Linked DNA regions of Mus musculus: region 2 is linked to region 1. The links are chromatin contacts, found by Hi-C or POLR2A ChIA-PET in ENCODE. All regions are on one chromosome and are shown on one strand. Each heading gives the region's core, a stretch centred on a gene start or an enhancer-like site at or near the end of the contact. The rest is flanking DNA. Distances are from core to core; before and after follow the strand shown. Region 1 holds the start of Atf5 (activating transcription factor 5). Region 2 holds the start of Nr1h2 (nuclear receptor subfamily 1, group H, member 2).

What was found. Hi-C counts contacts between places; a loop is a spot of excess contacts on that map. ChIA-PET counts read pairs that join two places held with the same protein, here RNA polymerase II (POLR2A).
Region 2: a map of T-helper 2 cell shows a loop between it and region 1 (2.2-fold over the local background). The contact joins the promoter of Nr1h2 here to the promoter of Atf5 in region 1. A Hi-C loop is called at or near these places in 1 of 37 maps with a recorded cell type or tissue (T-helper 2 cell). POLR2A ChIA-PET finds 5 or more read pairs at or near these places in 2 of 5 experiments (Patski and embryonic stem cell).

The regions. Positions count from the first base shown.
Region 1 is chr7:44,813,072-44,817,432 of GRCm38, forward strand. Atf5 (activating transcription factor 5) reads right to left here and starts at 2,587. Exons shown (of 3, transcript NM_030693.2): 1 at 2,411-2,587; 2 at 1,918-2,211; 3 at 1-449. The coding sequence starts at 2,095. Nup62 (nucleoporin 62) reads left to right here and starts at 3,017. Exons shown (of 2, transcript NM_053074.2): 1 at 3,017-3,412. Il4i1b (interleukin 4 induced 1B) reads left to right here and starts at 3,299. Exons shown (of 9, transcript NM_001171024.1): 1 at 3,299-3,412.
Region 2 is chr7:44,551,651-44,556,011 of GRCm38, forward strand. It overlaps Nr1h2 (nuclear receptor subfamily 1, group H, member 2), which reads right to left and starts at 2,315. Exons shown (of 10, transcript NM_001285517.1): 1 at 2,159-2,315; 2 at 1,929-2,058; 3 at 1,047-1,104; 4 at 857-970; 5 at 305-595; 6 at 1-209. The coding sequence starts at 1,086.

The sequences.
Region 1 (4,361 bases), core at 1,337-3,836:
CCCTCGTGTGCTGGCAGGACTAGGATAAGGGGCTGGGCGGGCGGGTGAAGGCAGAGGGGCCAGAGGAGGAGGCTGCTGTGGGACAGGCAGGGTTGACAAGCCTGAATCCCCCGGCCCGGCCTCACTGCGGCAGTAAACAGCCAGCAGGTCCAAGGTATCCAGGGTAGGAGGCTGAGGGAGGTCAAAGGTGGGCAAGGGCAAGGGCAGGGGCAGAGAGGGTGCTGCTGCTGGTGGTGGAGGTGGTGGTGGGGAGGGCGGTGGGAGAAGTGGGGCATCAAGGAAGAAGTCTTCCATCTGTTCCAGCTCCTTCTTGAGTAGGGATGCCATGGCTTCCAGGTCAGGGGGGGCCGGGGAGGGTGGGGGGAGAGTGCCTGGGGGCAGAGGGGCCTCCAGAGGAAGGAGAGCTGTGAAGTCCACCCGCTCAGTCATCCAATCAGAGAAGCCGTCACCTGAGGATGGAGGGGGACATAAAAGTCCCTGAGGACTGTGCTTTATCCACTTCGGTGTTCACTCATGTCCCATTCATTAAATGTGACAAGTGACCAGCCAGCCAACCATCAAATCTATAGGCCCATCAATAGACCAATAAGTCAGGGAAGAAACCAATCAAGCAATCAACCAACCAGCTAGCTAGTTTACCCTTCAAGCTACTAGCCAATGAACTAACCAACCAACCAACCAATCAACCAGTCAGCCAGCCATAGGATTTACTAGCTAACCAGCCAACCAGGCAATCATACCACTCAGCAGCCAACCAACCAACAAATTCATTAATCTATGAACAAGCCAGTCAGTCAATCAGCCAACCATAGTTTACAATCAACAAACAGACCCACTAACAATGAATGAGGCAACCAACCAACCAATCAGCCAATCATATAGTTCAGTAGCCAACCAAGTAACCCAGAAAGTAAGCAGTGAACCAGTGAACCAGAGTTCACCAGCCAACAATCAACTAAACCACCATGTAACCAATGACCCAGCCAACCAGCCAATCACCCATCAGTTCACCAGGCCACCTGCCAATGAACTAATCAACTCACCAACCAATCAGTGAACAAGCCAATCAATGATTCAAATCAATCAGCCAACCACTCAGTGAAGCAGTCACCCAACTAACGGTCCACCCAACAAAGGTCTGCTCCCACGTCTGTAATCCTGCTCTGTGGCTGCTTGACTGCACCCCATACCTATGTCTTCTCTCCTTTCCTTGCTTGTTCAGTTATTATTGGTGATAGAGACTTGTGTAGACTAGGCTGGCCTTGGACCTGCTTTGTAGTCCGTGGCTGAGGACAACCTTAAACATCTGACTCTCCCAGAGTGCTAGGACTATTCACCACTCTCTCTCCTCCCTTTCCTGCACGTGTGTGTGTGTGTGTGTGTGTGTGTGTGTGTGTGTATGACTCGCTCCATCTTTATTTGTTCTCCTTTTCCATTTCTGAGATGTTTGAGAATTACGTTCTTGCTATGCTGCCTAGGCTGGCCTGACCTCAAGAGGCTGAGAAGCCCCTTGAACAGGGGGAGCTGAGGGCATGTGCCACCAGGCGCAGTCTGGGACAACCATCTGTTACATAGTCAAAAGAGACTGTGCCCCAGGATCTCTGAGATGGAGCCCCCTTCCACCTTATCATGGCTCCTTCTCCCCATCCCTCAGCCCTCAGTTCAGATGTCATCTACTTAGAGGGGCTGACTTCTCAACTATGTCTTTCATCACTGTCCACTAAGCTTTGGTCTCCCACTTCTGTCTCCTGATGCACCCATGAGCTTAGGGATCCCTTGCTCGGAACCCTGCAGACCTAGAACAGTGTTGGGCACACTGCAGGCCCTCAGTACTGATCTTGTGAAGGAATAAATTCTTCCTTTTCTGTCCACCCCCACCCCCAGCTCAACCCACCTCTCTTCTTAACCTGTTCTTACCTGCCAGGGGCTCTCCCCCCCCTGGAAGCCCGCCCTCCAGGGCACCCCCAAGGACCTCATAGGGGCCCAGGGGGGCAGGGGCCAGGGGGAGTTTCCCATAGTCTACGAGCCAGCCCAGCCCGCTAGCTGGGAGCAGGGCCCTGTCCAGCTCCAGTCCCAGGGTCGCCAGGAGTGACATGGCTGTGACACAGGCACAGGGCAGCGACGGCAATGGAGGCTGCACCAACAATTGGGAGGCAGCGTGGAAGATTGTTCAGCTGGGTGAAGACAGGCACCAAGGCGAAGGTGGAGGACCTGTGAGGACAAGGGGACGTGGGTGGGATTGAGTCAAAGCGGCTTGACCCACAGGCTACACAGTTTCCTTCTTTCCGAAAATTTCAGCGCTCCACACATTCCCAGGGACATTATTGGAAACTCCCCTGCCCCATCTCCTCCCTCAACACAGAAACCTAGTGTTTTCCCAGGGGAATTACCTCTAGTCCCTCCTACCCACCTCATCTTATTCCTCTTCATAAAAATTTCAATCCCAAGGGAATTTCCTTCTAGCCGTGCCCCTTCCGCATCATTAGACTATACCCCCTTTAATCCACAGGGGTTCCCAGAATAATTCTGCATGCCTGGGCCCTTCATCAGTGTCACACACACAGATCCCGCTCTTCCCTTAAAAATTTTGGTGACTTCTAAAGATTCTACGGGAAGCTCCGCCCACCCTTCTGTCTGTCACAGTCAGTTCCCGTCCCCCACTAGCAAGTCCCTAGAGGCCCCGCCCCTGTAGTGCTAGTGCTAACTCTTTCTTAAAGGTGTTCCTAAAGCCTTTCCTGTCAGTTTAAGCCAGTCCCCGCCCCAGCAGGTGTCTGATTGGAGGGAAGTTGGGCCTGAGTCGGAGCCTCAAGCAAAACCCCACCCTTCCTCGCTGCTGGCTCGACTAGCGACGAGGCGCAAGCTCAGTCCCAGGACCCGATCCATTGTTACGCCACTACCCTCCTGGGGGACCAGTGCGCGTGTTTAGCCAATGACCGGCCGCCCGCCGTAGTTCAGGCCGGGGGTGGAGGGGTGGGGGGGTGGGGGAATAAGACAATGCGCATGCGCAACAGGTTGTGGGGTTGTCTCCTTGGAGGAAAAGGGGCAGAGGGTCTGTGAATTAGCGCGCAGGCGCAACGGCGCGCGAGCCGACCTTAAAAGCCCCCAAATTCTCCGGAAGCACGCCCTCCTCCTCCCCGCCCCTCGCAACTCGAGCCTAGTGCGCTTGCTCAGCGGATGCGCCGGCCGCCAGCTTCCCTCTTCTGCGCCTGCGCGACCGTGGTTCCTCACTTCGTCTCCCCCGCCCCCACCACGAGGCTGACCCGTGAAGCCCCGCGAGCTCTGAAAGGGCGGGAAAGGCAGTTGGCGAGGGAGGGGCGAGCGGTTACTCACTCCATGGCGGCGAAAAGGCGAGGAGGCAACGGCGGCGGCGGCCTCGGCTGAAGAGACGGTGTGAGCGGAGAGTGAAGGCGCGGTGAGCGCGGAGACGGGGGCGGGGGACACGACGGGGTCGCGGCTACAGAGCCATTGCGCGGGCGGAGGCGGCGTGGCGGGAGCGTTAAGGGAGACTGTGCTGAGAGGGTTGAAAATGAGGCGGCCCCGGGGCCTGGGGACAAATATACCGGGGGCGGCGCAGCGCGGGCTTGCCTGGATCCCTCCGCGCCCCGCCCTCGCGCGGCCCCGACGGGGCGGTGGCGACCCCGGGCCCGCCATGTCGCCCTGACCCTCCACTCTCTGCTTCAGGCTGGGGGCCCGGGCTCGGTCTCCTGAATCGGTCAGATCCGATGTGTCTTTCACACCCGAAACCAGCTCGTCTCGTTCTCTCTCCCTGCTTCACGAATTTGCCACCCGAGACCTCGTGGGTTAAGCCCATCGCCGAATGGCGCAAGCTAGCTTAGGCTTCATAGAGGAGTTCCAGGCAGCAACCGCGAGATAACGCTTCCCAAGTACTTGTAGAGCGCTGTATACGCGCACAGATATATCAGCTATGGAAAGTAGGCCACGAAGTCCTAACCACGAGACTCTTCAACATATTTTTGTTTGTTTTGTTTTAACATTTATTGTGGTGGTCAGAGGAGAGCTAGCAGGAGTTGGTTCTCTGACCATGTGAGTCCCAGGGACGGAACTCGGGTCAAACTATTTGGCAGCCTTTACCCACTGCTCAGTCATTGTATTTTCTTTTAGAAAAAAACCCTGACTTCACCTCTTTTACTCTCCCTACCCCAGATTCTTAGCCATATGATCGTTCTGTGTGTCCCACCTCCAAGGTTTCTGTTTCCAGCCATCCCTGCCGACCTCTAAGGTTTTGCCCTTGCTCTGACTTTCTTGCAGTCCTTGCTCTCTTGCTGACCCCACTAGATAATTATTTCTTGATCCTGTCCAAAATAGGACATTTATATTCCATTTAGTAAAAGAGTCCCTCT
Region 2 (4,361 bases), core at 1,065-3,564, 260 kb before region 1:
GGCAACTAACTGCTGGATCATCAGCTCCTGAGCCGCGGTCAGCTGGATGCCCTCTCCTTCCCCGGAGCCCTGGCTGCTTGCTTCCGAAGTGCCAGGGGAGGCCGCTGGCCGGCCTGAGCTGCTGGCTGCTGGCTCAGATGGGGGTGGTGGCTGCTGCTGTTGCTGCTTCTGAATCCTTTTCTTCCGAATCTGCTCCTCAGAGAGCACGCCTGCGGGAAAGCCGGCCTCAGAGGCGGGCCTCAGCCTCACTTACACCTCCCCTTGCAGGTGACCCGCTCTCCCTCTAGCCCCACCCCTTGCTTACACTGCTCCCGCATGCCAGCCTCCTTGCACTTGCGCAGCCGGCAGAGCTGGCACTTGCGCCGCATGAAGGCATCCATCTGGCAGGTTCCGCTGCCCCGACAGGCATAGCGCCCGGCCCCACCGTGGACCACACTGCGCCGGAAGAAGCCTTTGCAGCCTTCACAGCTGAGCACGTTGTAGTGGAAGCCCGAAGCCTTGTCTCCGCACACGCGGCACAGCTCATGGCCCAGCATCTTCGGGGCCGGCCCCTTCTTCCGCTTGCGCTCAGGCTCATCCTCTGGCTCTAAGATGACTTGGGGTGAGCAGATGCCATGAGAGATAGCGACAAAGAGAAACAGCAGCCGGGGAACGGGCCATGGGAGGTCCCGAAGCGAGGGTGAGAGGACGGGGCTGCAACGCCAAGGGAAAGATCTGCAGGTCGGCGGGCTCCGGAGGACGAGTCGGCGGTGTCAGGGAGAAAAGGAAGGGAAAGCGGACCAAAAGACAGGGGCCACCATCTCCCCGCCCTTCCTTCACAAAGCCCCACACCCCTGTTCCTGTCTCCCCATCTCACCCACGATGTAGGCAGAGCTGGACCCTTCAGAGCCTGGAGGAGGATCAGTCTCCTGCCCCTCTTCCTTAATAGTGGGTGACGTGGCGGAGGTACTGGGCTGAGGAGAACCATTCCCTAGGAAAAGGAAGACAGGACAGTGAGCTTCTCCAACACTGTGGAAGGGGCTGGCTAGGGAAAGCCCGTCACTCACCAGGCACGGGAGTGTCCAGAGAACTTGTGGGGGAAGACATAGTGGGTCACGAAGCAGCCTGCTGAACATAGGGGAGCCAGCCAATTACAGGGCATAATAGGGGTGTCTCTTCTTCCAGTGCTCACGGACTCTTGAGACATGATCTCATACAGCTCAGGCTACCCGAACTATGTGGCTGAACAGCTTGAACCACCTCCAAAATCTTGGAACACACTACTCTAGGCTGTCCTGGGATCTTCCGCACTCCTGCCTCGGCCTCTCAAGTGCTGCCATTACAAGACTGTGCCACACCTCAGTGTTTTTAACTTCTATATTGAGCCCCCACTCCCAGCCCTAGTTCCTAATAAACATCACACACTTTAACATGCCCAACCCGGCCCACTGCTCCTTCCACCTCTCTACGAATCATGACCTCAGAGAGCCCAACAACTCTATTCCTCTTCTGTGAGCACCAACTGTGCTCTTATCATGGGAGATCCTAACTTTGCCCCGCCTCTCCCATCAGGGCGCAACCATTACCCTTCTACCATAGGCTCCTTCAAGGCTTTAACGCACCCCAATACAGACCCCAGACCCTACCCATCCCATCAAGTCCCTGGCCCCACCCCTTCCCACTCTGGAGCAGAAACCCAAATTCCGCCCCGTTCCTCCTAGGCTCCGCCCCTCTCATTCCCCCAAAGCCAATTATAGGTCTTCACTGTGCCACGCCCTCCATGCCTCTGCCCCTCCCAATCCCCCCCAACAGTGGTCTAGGCCCCGCCCCAAGAATCAAAAGCCTTTAATCACAGACTATCTACAGCAGGCCTTCTGCCCATCTGTGTCCCGCCCCCGCCCACCAACCATAGGCTTTCCCTACGCCCCGCCCCGTAGAGTCACGCCCACCTTGTTCCAGGCCCCGCCCCTCTCCGTGCACCAGGGGGAGGCGGGGCTCATGACTGCACCGGCGATCGGGAGGGGGGTCGCAGGGGGTCTCCGACTCTGTTGCCCTGGAAACGGCCGTGGGAGGCGAGAGCTGCGAGGAAAGTGAGGGAAGGATGCGCGCGCTAAGCGGGACCCACGGCGATCCGCGTACCGGGCTCAGTCCCACCTGCCCGGCCGCCCGGCGCACTTGCCTCTGTGTCCGCACCGGTGATTGTGCCTCCACAGCACTTTGGAAGTAACTTCAGAAGCCTGGGAGTAGCTCGAAGCAACAGCGCTTGCTGAGCGAAAAGCAAAAGTAACTTCGCCACTTCTTCCGGCAACCCCGCTGCGCGTCACTTCCGGAAGTAGGCGGACCGGGAAAGGTGACAGACTTCCGGTCTGCCAGGGCGCCACCGACTGTGAGGCCTCGGCCGGAAGTGGCACACCGGAAGTTTATTTCTTCTGGTAGTTCCCCTCTGGGACTCAGAAAAAAGTTCCGGAAAGTTCTTTCGTTTCTTTTCGCAGGTGGCTAACGAAGCAGGTTTTAACCTTTTTGAGTAGTTTAAAGTTCTCTACTTTTGTAGCGGTGCTGCATGGCTGCTTTTTAAAAAAATTTTTGTCTTGATTTTGAGACAGGATCTCTTATTTCAAGGGTGGCCTTAAACTTCTGAGCCTGTTGCCTTTACCTCCCCATTATTGCGGTAGCAGCTCCTCTTCCAGCCCTGTATGTTGGTTCTAAATATTTTAAATTTGGAGATGGCAAGATGGTTACAGGATGGTTTTAAGCCTAAAAAGCTTAAAGGCTTTTCATACCTTAAACTTCTCCAGCTCAGGGCTTGGGCTGCCCTTCCCTTTATAATCCAGCCGATTTGGTTACTGGGTCCTTTACTCTCCTGGCTCGCCTCTCTCTCCTTCTCCTTCTCCTCCTCCTCACATGTCCTGATTCTGGATCTTGTTCACTTTGGACTCTCTTGATGTCCCCGCCTCGGGAACTTTTTTTTTTTTTTTTAAGATTTATTTATTTATGTATATGTGAGTACACTGTAGCTGTCTTTAGACACACCAGAAGAGGGCATCAGATCTCATTACGGATGGTTGTGAGCCACAATGTGGTTGCTGGGATTTGAACTCAGGACCTTCAGAAAAGCAATTGGTGCTCTTAACTGCTGAGCCATCTCTCCAGCCCAGGAACTTTTTTATACAAGAATTTATTTTTGCATTCAGCTTCATAATAGGAAGAAGTAAATATAAAAAAGGCAAATTGGGTGCAGACCCATGCCTGCAATAAGCAAACAGACCCAGGCAAGGCAAGAGGATTGCTTTTAGTTGGAAGCCAAATTGAGCTAGGAAGTGAGACCTGGCCATCAGCTAAATGTGAATAAACAAGTAGCCTCAACCCCTCTCCCATAAAAGTAATAATACCAGCTTTTTCACAAAAGATTGAAATACTTGTGTGAATCTCAGATGGAAAACATTCAGAGATTGTTTCTCCGCACTCCCCACTTATGGACAGTTGGGAATCTTTATTAAGCACAAATTCTTGCTTTTACTTAACTTTTGTTGCTGTTGTTCTTGGTTTTGTTTTGTTTTGTTTTTTGTTGTTGTTGTTTTGGTTTTGTTTTGTTTAGGTTTGGTTTTTTCGAGACAGCGTTTCTCTGTATAGTCCTGGCTGTCCTGGAACTCACTTTGTAGACCAGGCTGGCCTCGGACTCAGAAATCCGCCTGCCTCTGCCTCCCAAGTGCTGGGATTAAAGGCGTGCGCCACCACCGCCCGGCCACTGTTGTTCTTGTTGATTTGTTTGTTTTGCAAGGCAGGGTTTCTTTGTGTAGCCATGGCTGTCCTAGAACTGCTTCTGTAGACCAGGCTGGCCTTCATCTCCTAAGAGAGTTGGCCAAGGCCTCTGCCTCCCATGTGCTAGGATTAGAAGTGCATACCACCACTACCTGGTTTAACCCCCACCCCCTTTTAAAAGCATGGTCTCGCCATTCTAGCTGTCCTAGAACTCTATGTACACCAGGTTGGCTTCCAGGTCAGAGATAGATCCTCCTGCCTCTGCCTCATGAGTACTGGGATTAAAAGTGCCATGCTATGATAATCTAACAAATTCTTACAAAGTTGAGGCTGGAGCCTACGTTACCTCAGTCATGCAACAAAATTGGTCCTGAGACCCAGCCACTAACCCATGCTTTTTTTCAGAAATAAGTGATAGGTCTCAAAACAAACAAACAAAAGCCAAAGCCTGGACGGATAGCTGAGGTGCATATTAATATGTGGACTCGGCGCCAGTCCCTCTCAGTATCACCAATACCTGTTAGTGTATAGTTACCCCTACCCTCAGCCTTTTCCCCAAGATTCTCATTCCCACATAATCCAGTTGTTTTGGCTACATGTCCCTTAGCTCTCTTGGTCCTCTT